2 separate regions of the Homo sapiens genome follow, and region 2 is linked to region 1. Evidence: chromatin contacts called from ENCODE Hi-C or POLR2A ChIA-PET data. All regions are on one chromosome and are shown on one strand. Each heading gives the region's core, a stretch centred on a gene start or an enhancer-like site at or near the end of the contact. The rest is flanking DNA. Distances are from core to core; before and after follow the strand shown. Region 1 holds the start of ZIC5 (Zic family zinc finger 5). Region 2 overlaps PCCA (propionyl-CoA carboxylase subunit alpha).

Evidence for each region. Hi-C counts contacts between places; a loop is a spot of excess contacts on that map. ChIA-PET counts read pairs that join two places held with the same protein, here RNA polymerase II (POLR2A).
Region 2: POLR2A ChIA-PET joins it to region 1 with 23 read pairs in A673. The contact joins the enhancer-like site here to the promoter of ZIC5 in region 1. A Hi-C loop is called at or near these places in 1 of 168 maps with a recorded cell type or tissue (A673). POLR2A ChIA-PET finds 5 or more read pairs at or near these places in 3 of 52 experiments (A673, WTC11 and activated CD4-positive, alpha-beta T cell).

Annotation. Positions count from the first base shown.
Region 1 is chr13:99,970,172-99,976,694 of GRCh38, reverse strand. ZIC5 (Zic family zinc finger 5) reads left to right here and starts at 4,928. Exons shown (of 2, transcript NM_033132.5): 1 at 4,928-6,523. The coding sequence starts at 5,092. RefSeq lists enhancers at 1,398-1,938, 1,939-2,481.
Region 2 is chr13:100,295,263-100,302,403 of GRCh38, reverse strand. PCCA (propionyl-CoA carboxylase subunit alpha) reads right to left here. Exons shown (of 24, transcript NM_000282.4): 13 at 801-944. Among named protein-coding and RNA genes, the nearest start is that of PCCA-AS1, 180 kb to the left of the region's middle. Within about 2 kb of position 1,536, at least 3 of the 41 ENCODE cell types and tissues checked have a DNase peak (open chromatin) inside an H3K27ac peak, as active enhancers do; they include A673, where a contact is called at or near this core.

The DNA.
Region 1 (6,523 bases), core at 3,679-6,178:
AACGTGTCACTATTTGATTTATCTCAACAGCTTCTTCAAATATTGAAGTATAGATATTGGAAGGGGTGTGGAGTGGGAGGAACTACCCAAGAAATTTGAGATTTTATTTTTAACCGCACAAACTCTACTTCTCCTTCATTTCCCATCCAAAAACATCCTAAAGGATAAGAGATGAAGGGGAGGAGAAGCACATCGAGGGGCCAACACAAATAAATATTGGGTGGTTATATGAACTGTGAACATGTAAGAGAGTTCTGTCGTTGTTTTGACCTTCTGGAACATATTTTAGAACAATAATGCATTTCCCAAGAAATTGTCAATCCTAATGGTCAACTGTAGGTCAAAGGTCTTTCTCCAACAACCTCCATCTCTGAGGGTAGAAATGACTGCAAACCAAATGAAAGTATTTGATAACAGTCAAATTGTATTGAACTTATTCTTTAGTAGTAAGGAAGTAAAGGGAGTGATAGTTTTTCAATGGCTTTCAACCACAAAGGTGAGGTGGACATGGGATAGGCCCACTTCATGACTGTACAAACAACAAGACAAAACAAATCTCCACAGAATCCAACGTATCAGTCGTGGCCACACAGCCCCAGTCTTCTGCCTTTTCATCCTCATTAAGTCTACATAAGTGTGATAGGGCTATTAGAAGCACTTTTCTGGATACTTTTAGCTCCACACATATCCGTGGAGCCTCAGGACTCAGCGCCACCTCAGGAGGGCAGTAACCCTCCGAGAGCCCCTGGGAGGGCTGCCAATTGCGGAGCGATTCTGAGCACCCCAAGGCCTTGGGCCAGTCGCAGCCCCCAACGCAAGTCAGATTGCGAGTTGCCAAGGCCGGAAGGTGGGGATGGGGGATCCGGTCCCTGCCTCGTGCAGACGGGGCGGGCGGCCAGGAGAGGCTGCCCTGAAACTCCCTGCCTAGTGCCTGGCCAACCTGATTTGGGAAAACCCTTGAACCCAAAGTCACCATCACTTACGGCCCTGGCGAAGCTCTACTAAAATACAGCTGTGCCGGTGCCTTTGCCCACCCCGCCCTAGCTTTTACGAAAGGTCTCAGTGGACCATCAGGCCCTTTCCAGTGTCTGCTAGCAACCCCCTACTTCCGCGCCTGTTAAGCACCCATTGGCGCCCTTGGGCTGGGGTTCAAAGGTCCTTCGATTCCCCTAGTAATTTGGGTGCCCCATTCGCCCTTGAACCCGCCCCTGGCGCGGCCTAAATGACACTAGATGCTCCAAACCCGCCGACACCCAGTCCTTCTGCAGGGAGGCCGCTCTCACAGAAACCACGCGGGACCAGCGAGTCGTAAAGCAATTGCAGGGGCAATAAAGGGCGGTTCGGTGGGTCCCCCAGCTCCTTTCTTGTCCACCCCACCGTCCCCGAGATCCCCCTCCCTCCGCCTGCAGAAACAATCAAACAAAGGCTCAAAAGCCAGGAAATGTCCAATTCACTTCCCTTAGAGTTTATTAATTGCCCACACCCCTCGCAGGAAACTTGGCTGTGTTCGGTGACATACAGAGGGCACCGGGGGAGCGGTGGAGCCTCAGTCCCCCACTACGCGCAGCGGGAAGCCGCAAGCGCCAGCTCGAGCATCCCCAGAGATCGGGTCCCGTGGCCTCCAGGCAGCTGAGCGCGGTTAACTCAGCCAACCTGGGTTCTGGTTAGCTGGCCATTTACTGGGCCTCTCACCTCCCCAACCTACTCGCGCCTTTGTCTGGGGTTGGAAGGAGGTTGGGGTTCGGGGTGCAACCTAGAGGTCTGGAAATACACGCCCCGCAAGAGCCCTTGCTAACTCCAGAAAGGACATTTCCATGGCTTGCCACTTTGCTGCCTCCACGCAGGCACCTCCGCTGCAAAACGCAGAAAGGGGCATGGATTTGAGGACTGGCCCTGACGACCAGCACCACCGTCGAAATATGCGGGCCAAACCCCCAGAAGAATTGGCATAACGCCTTCCACAGCCCCCTGCTTTTAAAACTAGTATTATTATTCCCTTCAGCGCCCTGGAAATTGTTGGTGTTTATTTAGGAAGTGTGACAGAATTATTGGGTCTTCAGAAACTTGGGATGTTAAGGGGGTTTGATTTGGCTCCCAAATAGCTTGAAAAAGAAACAGCGCACCTGGGGTCAGGCGGGTCATCACAATAACAAAAAGCGCTTCTACAAAATAAAAAGCTCTTTTATAAAGAAAGGCAATCCCGGAAATCCACTGCAAGCCTTCCTGATGACCATCTAGCTAGGCCTATTCTCAGGTTTAATTGGCAGGCGGTTTATTGGCGCCTTATTGGTGTTGATTGAAATTTTGCTCCCAGTCTTTTCTTTTAAGAATTAGCATCTCAAGTCGATTTACCTGAGTCAATTATCTTTTTAGGGTCTAGGTTTGGTCATAAATTTGCAAATATTCATTAAACTCACTTTGTAAATATCCCTCTTTCCTATCGCTACCCAAATCTCTATTATTTCCTAAGAAAGTCTTTTCTTTTTTAAGGCTTCCATAAAAAGAAATTGATCAGGGAGCTATATTTGAATTAAGACATATTAAATCGATGACAGATACATATCACGCTGTGTTTAACAAGAGTTGTACAAGGAGGCGGGTTCCAGATTCCGCACGGCTCTGCTACACCATTATTCACATTTTTACAGCCTTTCCTTCATGCCTTCACCCATTAAACCATTAAATTTCAGCAATTCAATAAAACAAAGCAGTTATAATTTTGACGAAAAGCTATTTTGAAGGGGGTGGAGGTACCCATTTTATTGCACAATAAAAATGCTCAACAGTCCATATTAAAGGCTAGCTTGTGTTTATTTTCTTCTTTCTTTATTCATTTTGTTTTGTTTTGTTTTTACTTATAACCTGCAGGATTGAACCCAAAGCTGCCATTACTGCAAGAATTAATGCTTATTGCCAAGAAATTCAAATAAAGGAAACTCATTGGAAATGTTCAGAGAGGAAACGATGACAGTGATAATTCCAAATATGATGCTTTCTCCATAAACTATCCATAGAGATGGCACAGCTCTCGATCAACCTTTGCCTGGTTGGCTTGAAATGTTTTAAGTCTTTGACATAAAAATTGTGAAAGGACTCGTCGTTTCCAAAGTGAGATGAAGATTTTGTTACTGCTGTTTATTAAAATTTTTTCGTTGTGTTTCCACACATGCCTTTAATTCCCCATATTTGAACTTCATTGCAACTTAAAGAAAAAGTCCATTTGAAATTTGATGGTAGCATTGTCTTTGTTTGCTTGTCAGTTTTATAAAAGAAATGACATTCCTAAGTCTCATACCGAAGCCCCCTGTTAAACATCGTTCACACCAATGTGAATGGCACTATCGAATCAACTCTTTTCAGAATATTTCTGATTACTTCCCACGGCCATCTCCCCAATAACGGCTTTGTGCAGTCTACTTTTACTTGGACTGCAAATGAATTAAGTTGGAAACATATTTTATTGTATCCCCAAAGAAAAAGATCACATTCTAATCATTATCACTTTTTTTTTTTTTACAAGTAATGTTACGGATGACAGCAAAATACAAATTTTAAAATCCTGGCTTTAATATTTGAGCATTTTGTAACATCACAAATTTCAAAAATGCTTTCTTTTAAAATCTGAAAAGGACACTTTTGGGGCAGTAAAATCCTTAATTTGGGGGGAGGGTCCCACATTTCTCCGCCCACCAAAAAGTGATGCAGGGAATTTCTATTTTTAAAAAATCGATTTGATACCAAACCTCTGGAAAGGGATGGGATTCGCTTTTTTAAAAGCCAGTTTTTATGGTTTTCAAATAAGACATCTTAGAGGTAGACTGGTTTATGAGAAAACGATAAAAAGGTGAAAGATTATTCTATCAGTAAATAAAAAGCAAAGATATTTCTTGATTTCAAAATAATATTTTATTGGATCAGTTCTAATTGTGGATCAGTCAAAGAAACTGAGGCATACATGTGGACTGTGGACTGGGATCTGGACCGGAAGGAGAAATTCTACTTAAAGGACGGTGCTTATTTAGCGGCTTCTCTCTGCAGAGATGCCGTTTGGCCTGCCCCGCCACTGTATCTCCGAAAGGCAAAAGTTAGAATCGCTGCCCGATCTCCTCTCCCCCGCCCCTACTGTAGATCTAATTGGAAGTGGCAGATCTAGAACCGATGAGTAGTGAGATTACACTTCCATCCAACTCCTTTGAACCATGTTGAAAAGGACTCTCCATGAGATAAAAAGTCGAGGTAAAACGGTTCCTTTGGGGGAAAGACTTATTTTGACTTCACCTGGTGTTTCGCGGAGCCAAATCACTCAAGTTGTCTTGCAACCAATAGACTTTATCTTCTTCACTCCGTCTACTGTCTATGCGCCCTAGGTGAGCGCTAGGCAGGTTGGGTGTCCAAACAAGAAGTTTCTAGCATCACCACTACAGGTAGGACGGGCTATTCACCCTTCTCTCCCAAACAGCAGCCCAGGGCTCTTCCACCCCACAAGAGAGGTGGAGGTAGAGGCAGAAAGTACTTGGGTGCCAGAAGGCACACAGAGAAGTGAGGCCAAGGTTTTTGAAACTGGGACTGCCCCTCGGGGGTCCTCAGCCCCTCACCACCCCGCGCCCTCTGCCCGCGTGCCGGCGCGCGCTCCGCGAGGTGCGTCAAGGAAGAGCGGGGCGCTGCGCGCGCAGGCCAGGCTCAAACTTTCTGCAAGTGCAACTTGGGCATCCCCGGGGAGGCGGGGACGTGTGGCTCCAGCGGAGGAGGGGGCGCGAAGCGAAAGCGCAGGCGGCCGCAAGCACGGGGGCGAATCCCCGCTGGGTCGAGGGCCTGAACGGGAGCCAATCGAGCAGCCGAGGCTACTGCCAATCACGCGGCTCCCTCCAATCCCACCCGTGCCATTTCCAAAATCTCGGTCCCACTGTGCAGCTCAAATGTGGTGTTCACTCTGCCAATCGCTGGAGGATAGAGTGGGAACAGGAATAAGCAGAGTTAAGAGGCCAGGACAAAAGAAGTTAAAGAGCGCCCAATACATACATGTTTTTGAAGGCGGGCAGAGGGAATAAAGTCCCCCCAGTGAGGGTCTATGGGCCTGATTGTGTAGTTCTGATGGAGCCCCCTTTGAGCAAGAGGAACCCGCCAGCGCTGAGATTAGCGGATTTGGCAACGGCTCAGGTCCAGCCGCTTCAGAATATGACAGGCTTCCCGGCGCTGGCCGGCCCGCCCGCCCACTCCCAACTCCGGGCCGCCGTCGCGCACCTCCGCCTGCGGGACCTGGGCGCTGACCCCGGCGTGGCCACCACTCCGCTCGGACCCGAGCACATGGCCCAGGCGAGCACGCTGGGCCTCAGCCCTCCCTCCCAGGCGTTCCCGGCACACCCGGAGGCTCCGGCAGCCGCCGCCCGTGCTGCAGCCTTGGTCGCGCACCCCGGCGCGGGCAGCTACCCCTGCGGCGGGGGCAGCAGTGGCGCGCAGCCCTCCGCGCCCCCGCCCCCAGCCCCTCCTCTTCCTCCCACCCCTTCACCCCCTCCCCCTCCCCCGCCTCCTCCTCCTCCTGCCCTCTCGGGCTACACCACCACCAACAGTGGCGGCGGCGGCAGCAGCGGCAAAGGCCACAGCAGGGACTTCGTCCTCCGGAGGGACCTTTCCGCCACGGCCCCCGCGGCGGCCATGCACGGGGCCCCGCTCGGAGGGGAGCAGCGGTCCGGCACCGGCTCCCCCCAGCACCCGGCCCCGCCTCCCCACTCGGCCGGCATGTTCATCTCCGCCAGCGGCACCTACGCGGGCCCGGACGGCAGCGGCGGCCCGGCGCTCTTCCCCGCGCTGCACGACACGCCGGGGGCCCCAGGCGGCCACCCGCACCCGCTCAACGGCCAGATGCGCCTGGGGCTGGCGGCGGCAGCGGCAGCCGCGGCGGCTGAGCTGTACGGCCGCGCCGAACCGCCCTTCGCGCCGCGCTCTGGGGACGCGCACTACGGGGCGGTTGCGGCCGCAGCGGCGGCCGCCCTGCACGGCTACGGAGCCGTGAACTTAAACCTGAACCTGGCGGCTGCGGCGGCCGCAGCAGCGGCCGGGCCCGGGCCCCACCTGCAGCACCACGCGCCGCCCCCGGCGCCGCCGCCGCCGCCGGCGCCCGCGCAGCACCCGCACCAGCACCACCCCCACCTCCCAGGGGCGGCTGGGGCCTTCCTGCGCTACATGCGGCAGCCAATCAAGCAGGAGCTCATCTGCAAGTGGATCGACCCCGACGAGCTGGCCGGGCTGCCGCCGCCGCCGCCGCCGCCGCCGCCGCCGCCGCCACCGCCCCCGGCCGGCGGCGCCAAGCCCTGCTCCAAAACTTTCGGCACCATGCACGAGCTGGTGAATCACGTCACGGTGGAGCACGTGGGAGGCCCCGAGCAGAGCAGCCACGTCTGCTTCTGGGAGGACTGTCCGCGCGAGGGCAAGCCCTTCAAGGCCAAATACAAGCTCATCAACCACATCCGCGTGCACACCGGCGAGAAGCCCTTTCCCTGCCCTTTCCCCGGCTGCGGCAAGGTCT
Region 2 (7,141 bases), core at 287-2,786, 330 kb before region 1:
GAAAGTAATACTACTTAAAATATGAAAAAAGCAAGAGCAATACAGTCACGCCAAAACATATTTTTGAACTCCTTGAAAAATATTTCAAACCAGCTCTCAGTATTCTTAAACACAGACACTGATTTATTTTTAATCTTGACAGACATTTTTGATGTCGAAAAGTAAAAATAGTACAAATGTTACCTTGCATTCTTGTTTTAGTCATTTGAAAAAAAGCATTTAGAAGTACTGAACTGAGAGTTTATGAGTAAAACCCAAAATTAAAATTATAAATTAAGAGTACATGTTTTACTAAAAGCTTTACAATTTAAATTTTGATTGTTATTTTTATGTAATAATAAAGGAGAAAATTATACAAAAAAAAGGTTGGGAAAAATTTTAAGTAAATATCTGATCAACAACTAATGTGTACCCAAGGTGGGCATTTTTTTAAAAAACCCATGGAAATAAATGCTACTTCTTGTTAGTGTTGTTTGAAAATAAACAAAGAAAATGCAAACAAAACAAAAACCATGGTCCATTCAAGCTCAAGAGTATTTAACCAATGCTCTGTTGCCTCTTAAAGGATTGGTAGCTATTTCCCCATCTACAAATACATGACAATTAACTAAGCCCAATTCTTTAAAACTATCTGGAATTAGGTCAAAATTATCTAATTTTTTTCTGATTTAATTATGGATTACGTAATCCAATAGTTGGCAACATTATAAAACCCTAACTTTACCTCATTGTTTGGCTATACCAGGTCTCATGACTCTGGACATAACCACCATCCTTCCTCCCAACACCATTCATTTTACCTCAGCATAAACCCGACATTCAACTGCCCAGCCGTTGATGCGAATATCAGCTTGTTTGTGCCTGAGAGGGTAGCCCTTAGCAACACGGATCATTTCCTGGACTAGGTCCAGGCCAGTAATGCATTCTGTGACAGGATGCTCAACCTGCAAGGCCAAGGTCTGCCAGTCAGTAGGTGTAGAAAAGGGTAAATAAATAGAAACAAACAAGAAAAATCACAAAAGTTTTTGGGTAAAATGAAGTTAATCGAATGTAACATTTGAACATATTTGACTAAAAAACTCTTGAGCTAGGGGAATAAAATGAAAGAATAAACACAATACACAAATCATAAGAAAAACTAAGGCCTAAAAGTATTTGTAAACTATCTGTATTATTTTTCTCAATTTTGATTTATCTGTGGTCCAACAATATTTAAGAATTTTAATTTTGAAACTAATTCTTAACCAAAAAGCTATATATTTATTTCACGGCAATCTTCAATGTGGCCGATAATCAACCTATTCTGCTGCACTTAACGTGGCATCTACAGGGGCAGCTTATGATTTTCCAAAGCACTAGTCCACCCTAAGTCTCACCCACTTGCATGCTTTCACTAACCTGTCCTGACAAGCAGCCAGATTAGTGTAATCTTGCATCGAGGCAGTGTAGCAGAAGGGAGCAGATGGATCCTTCAGGTTGCTTTCCCTCCACACTGACTTGGGTAATGCTTAGCATGCACAATTGCAAAACAGAGCCAGTGCGATCGCTCTGCTCTCTCAGCAGATTGCTGATAACTACTTGGGCTGATGCTGTCATGCATGTACCTGGCCTTCTGCACTAACACATGAGATATGTATGTACAAAAACATGTGCTGACATATAGGTACACAAACAGGGATACATGTCAACATAAACTTGGTCGATCACTTAGAAATTCTTAACCTTGAGTTAAAATGAAGCCACTTAAGTCACTGGAAAAGTCTACCGTTCATCTAAAACCTTGAATAAGTTCTAAGAATTTAAACAAAACTTTGGCCACATCTGCTGCTTTGATGTCATTTTTTTCTCATAAAAATTAAGTATCTTCTAAATGCACTTCACAATAGTTTCTTTATCATGACATGTCATATTTCATACACTCTGACACAGGAAAAGGTCAGTGAACAAACGAATTATCTTCCCATCTTCAACTACACTAATTGAAGGACAGGACTTAGTCATTATAATAATCTTGAAGCTTATCATAAGCAGACAATGCCATAGTCTTAAAAAAAAAGCTTTGTAAAAATAAACAGATGGCACCCATAATTAGCTTTGTGCGTGTTGAGTTTGCTTACAGTTTCAACAACATTTTAAGACATTTTGACATAATTTTAATGACAAATCATCACTAAAATAAGCATCAACCCTTCGTAAATGTGACACTAAATAAAGATCTTATTAGGTAGTTTAAAATATGTATTTTTGAAAGCAAATTATGATTTTGTAAGAACCAAGACTCTATAAGATAAATACAATAAGAAAGTAACTAGCAAAAAAACCCTCTATTATTACTAGAAACCAATCTCATGTGAGAAAGCATCTCAGCACTCTACTCAAGAGGTGAACCTGGATGGGTGTGGCGCTTCACGCCTGTAATCCCAGCACTCTGGGAGGCCAAGACGGGCAAATCACTTCAGGTCAGGAGTTTGAGACCAGCCTGGTCAACATGATGAAACCCTGTCTCTACTAAAAATAAAAACAATTAGCCGGGTGTGGTGGCACATGCCTGTAGTCCCAGCTACTCAGGAGGCTGAGGCATGAGAATTGCTGGAACCCAGGAGAAGGCTGTAGTGAGCCGAGATTGCACCACTGTACTCCAGTCTGGGCAACAGAGCGATATTCCATCTCAGGAAAAAAAAAAGAGGTGAACCTACCACGTGCCAAGTGCTTTACATCAATACTATTCACACATCCCTGATAGGTGAAAAGACAATTTCAAAAGTTAAGTGAACCATTCAGTTTCCTCTTTCTATGACCAGTGCCCATATAAGTACATACTATATACAAGGCAAATAAATACATATTGAATGAATGAACAGCAAATACAGAGTCACATCTATGGTAAGTGGTCACGATGGAGTTGGAATTTATCTCACTAAAGAGATGACATTATCTTCCTGATCTTCCTGACAGTAATGTATATGAAAGAAATGTATGTATAAAAGTATATGCAATGGCTATACAATTATGTATACATGTCTTTTAAAAAGCATATTACTATGAAGGTTTCAAGATCCAAATTTATTGTGTCTCTGCTTCACCTTTGAAGAGGGATCTTTAACTGTGTAGGAAAATAAGTACATCAGATCCACTTTGAATGGGATCCAAAAGTGGACCCACTGTGTTCTAAACTTAAGTCATATAACAGAGCCATAACATTTTACAATCTAAATTAGGGAGCTACAAGTAATTCAAATTAGAAGCAACTAAGCAGATAACTAAAATAACAAGCTGCTAAAGGTAAAATCCTTACTAACAGAAATTTTAAAAAACATTTACCTTTTGACAAGTACTGCATAAGTCCACAAAATAGTCTAACTTGCTTCAATTTTCCAGGTAAAAGAAATTAACTTCTTTAAAGTAAAACTTATAATTTTAAACATTTTTGAAAGAAATCCTTCTAAATACATAGGATTCCAAAGCTACTCCACAGGATATGAAGCATTTCCTTTAGACTGTGTTATTACCAGAAATCTTATAAGCACAACATTGCTTAAATAATCACAAATATCCCCCTATTCCCAAGTGCTTAGCAATGGTTTCTCTCTGCAAGTTAAGCTCAATACTTAAGTGATAGAACAGGGTTATATAAAGGAACAAAAGGACGGAAGGAAGGACGGAAGGAAGGAAGGAAGGAAGGAAGGAAGGAAGGAAGGAAGGAAGGAAGGAAGGAAGGAAGGAAGGAAGGAGGGAGGGAGGGAGGGAGGGAGGGAGGGAGGGAGGGAGGGAGGGGAGGGAGGGAGGGAGGGAGGGGAGGGAGGGAGGGAGGGAAAAGATGGTTAACTTGATCAAAAGGTTATAAAAATAAAAAAACAAAAAAGTCAAAAATTGGTGTCTGGTAAACCAACAAGTTCATCTTGTCCCACTTAGAAGAAAAATGTAACTACAGAAGTCTGATGCTAATATGCATCTGTTTTGAGGGCTATTATGTGGGGGGAAAAGGTTTCTGTGTCACTTCTATTTGGGAAACACCGGGTTAATCTCAGTTCAACAGATTGTTTAGGAAAGACTCTTGTCATTAGGATGCCCATATGTCCTGTGACTCTCCTAGAGAAGGGCCTTGCGCAGCACTTCCTCCTCCTTTTGCAAAGTACCTTTATGAGTTGCCAAGTCCATGGAACACACTTTTGGAAACAATGCCTCAAAAACATTCAAAATACAAAATGGAATTCCCTTATTGTTACTCCATCCTTACCACACAAATATTTGAGAACCTGGCTTCATATGTTTTTCCTACCCAACAGCAATGTGCTCTTTCTAAAAAGCACACAAATCAGGGATCCACCAGACAGCACTGTTTTGCATTGTTAACGTATTAGCATGTGAATATATAAATCTTGGGATTTAGTGAGCAAGAGTAAGCCCGAACCCAAAAAAAAAAAAAAAAATTCACACTCACAAAAAAGGAGTAAGCCCTACCAAGTTATAATACCTGAATCCTCAAAGACAAATTTCTCAAGGGAGTGCCACACTGCAGAGTCTAACAGTTGTTGATAAATTTATTTGTATTGGTTATATCCCTAGCTCACCATGAATCTTTTGTTCAAACAGGTACAAAAAATTATCAAATGCCATATTATAGGACATAATCGTGCCTTATAACATCTCATGCCATAATCACCCTCATGGACTAGAATAAATATGTTTAGCTCCATACACCTACGCTAGATGGTAACAATCGGCTAGCTTTTTATAGATCTACTTGCTATTTTTAGTTTTGTATTCTTAATCACCACCAAGCTGTCACTATTAGCATCGTGTCTAATACCTCTTACCACTCCCTCTTACTCATCTGTTGCTTCAAATTTATTTCCCAAAATATAACCAAGCTTGTCAAATGCAACTGTGAGGTAAATTAGGTTGTGCTTCATCTCTGAGTGCTTAATGTATCTCATTTCGGTAGCAGAATAAGCTTAGGGAAAACTAAATCTCCTTGGCACTGTGTTGTTACCTACCTCATGATTCTAAAAATTATAATAATAAACTCTGACACTGCCATTGTCATCTTCAGCCTATTCCTCACTAAATACAAACTAGGAAGTATGCTAAAGCTAGTGAGTGAAAGTATGCTGGCTATTTATAGAGTCTCAAAGTATCTCCCTATAAGATACTTTATTAAGGACAAAAGGAAAATAGAAAGTCTACAGTGTAGAAACGCCAGAGATACCTCCTTAACAAAGCCAACACCACCAATAATGGGATAAAGAGGCACTTCGTGCTACCAACATGGTGCTCATAGATGGACAGTGTCATTTCTATTCCTGCCCAGAATGCAAAGACTGAATCTAGTACATGAGAAAAGAGGCAAACCTAAAATGAGTGACATTTTATAAAATAAATGGTTTATGCTCTTAAAAAATGTTAAGATCACAACTGACCAAAAAACTAAGGATTATTCCAGATTGAGAGAGAATAAAGAGATACAACAACTAAATGCAATGCAGGATGCTGAACCAGATTTTTTTTTCTTTTACCACAAAAGGCATTAATGAGGCAACTGGGGAAATTTGAATATAGTCCCTAAATTGGAAGACAGTAATATGTTAATGTCCAAATCCTGATTTTGATTATGGTGCTATAGTTACATAAGAAAATTTACTTGTTTTTAGGAAGTACAGACATATTTAGGAGTAAAGGGCCACTAGGCCTGCAACTTACTCTGAAATGCTTCCAGTAAATACAGATATAGATAGAAAGATAAAGTAAATGTGGTAAATATGAGTGAAGTGTATTCAGAAATTACCTGTAATATTTTTACAACTTTTCTGTGAGTCTGAAATCATTTCAAAATTTAAAGTTAAGAAAAATACGTCAGGGTACGGTGGCTCACCCCTATAATCCCAGAACTCTGGGAGAAAAACCCAGGTGGATATCTTGAGCCCAGGAGTTTGAGAGCAGACTGGACAACATGGCAAAACTTTGTCTCTATTTAAAAAAAAAAAAAATACAAAAAAATCAGCCAGGCATGGTGACGCATGCCTGTAGTCCCGCTAATTGGGAGGCTGAGGTGGGAGAATCACCTGAACCCAGGAAGTCGAGGCTGCAGTGAGGCAAGATGGAGCCACTGCACTCCAGTCTGGGAAATGGGAGTGAGACCCTGCCTCAAAAAAATAAAAAATAAAAAAGTTAATAAAAATAAAAATAGTGTCCCTAGAAAGACTTGTTTTTCATATTATAAAACATTATTAAAAATAAAGACATCTGACTTGACCAACATTCTTGTCAGAATCCTCCCACTATGTTAAATAAAAATAGTTATACAATAGCAGATAGTTTGTGCGATATGTTTCCTCTGACCTAAACTTTTAAATATTTTACTGTGATATTTACCTAATAATTTCTAAAACTTTCAGGATCAGTAACTGAATAACAGGCAAGTCATCCTGAAGGTGAGCAAGATTCAAGGAAATTTTAATTATATACCTGAGTTGACTTGAAATGAAAATTAAAACTGAGGAAAATCAGTTTTAAGGGAAAAGGGGAAAAGTCACAACATGTAAAAAGAAGTCAGAAAGACGCAGTGTGTGTTAACTTGGCCATTATGAGGAGGAGGCTGATGAGAAGTATTAAAATTCCTTCAACAGTGCTATATCTGCAGCTCTAATTATTTGGCAGCTGGTAAGTAGTGGCCCAGTTGCTTAGTCAAAGCAGAAACTGCCCCTAAAAGTGTAAGGCCCACCATACCTAAGTATAACCAACATCAGTGTGGCACTTTGAAATTTACAAAATCCTTCCACACATGCACAAACTTCTTCAATACATCACTGTCATTTAATAGAGAAGGCATAGGAGATTGCTCTCAAGATATGGTGTGGTGAGAGAATGCTGAAATTTTTTGTTATCAAAATAATGTTCTTTTAAATTAACAAAATTTTAAGTGACATTTTTATTCAATATATCCTGTCTAAACTGACAGGTATTACAAAGACTTGTTTTTTCGAAAGCTATCTTTTGTAAGCAGAACTTGTTGGATTCAACTTAGCAAAGTAGTTTAGTATGATTACCCACTGAAATATGAGGAAACTGTCCCATTACATAAAATTCAGTTTCATAAGTGTTTGGCATAATAGGCCTCTGTCTTTGTAGTTTGTTGCTATTC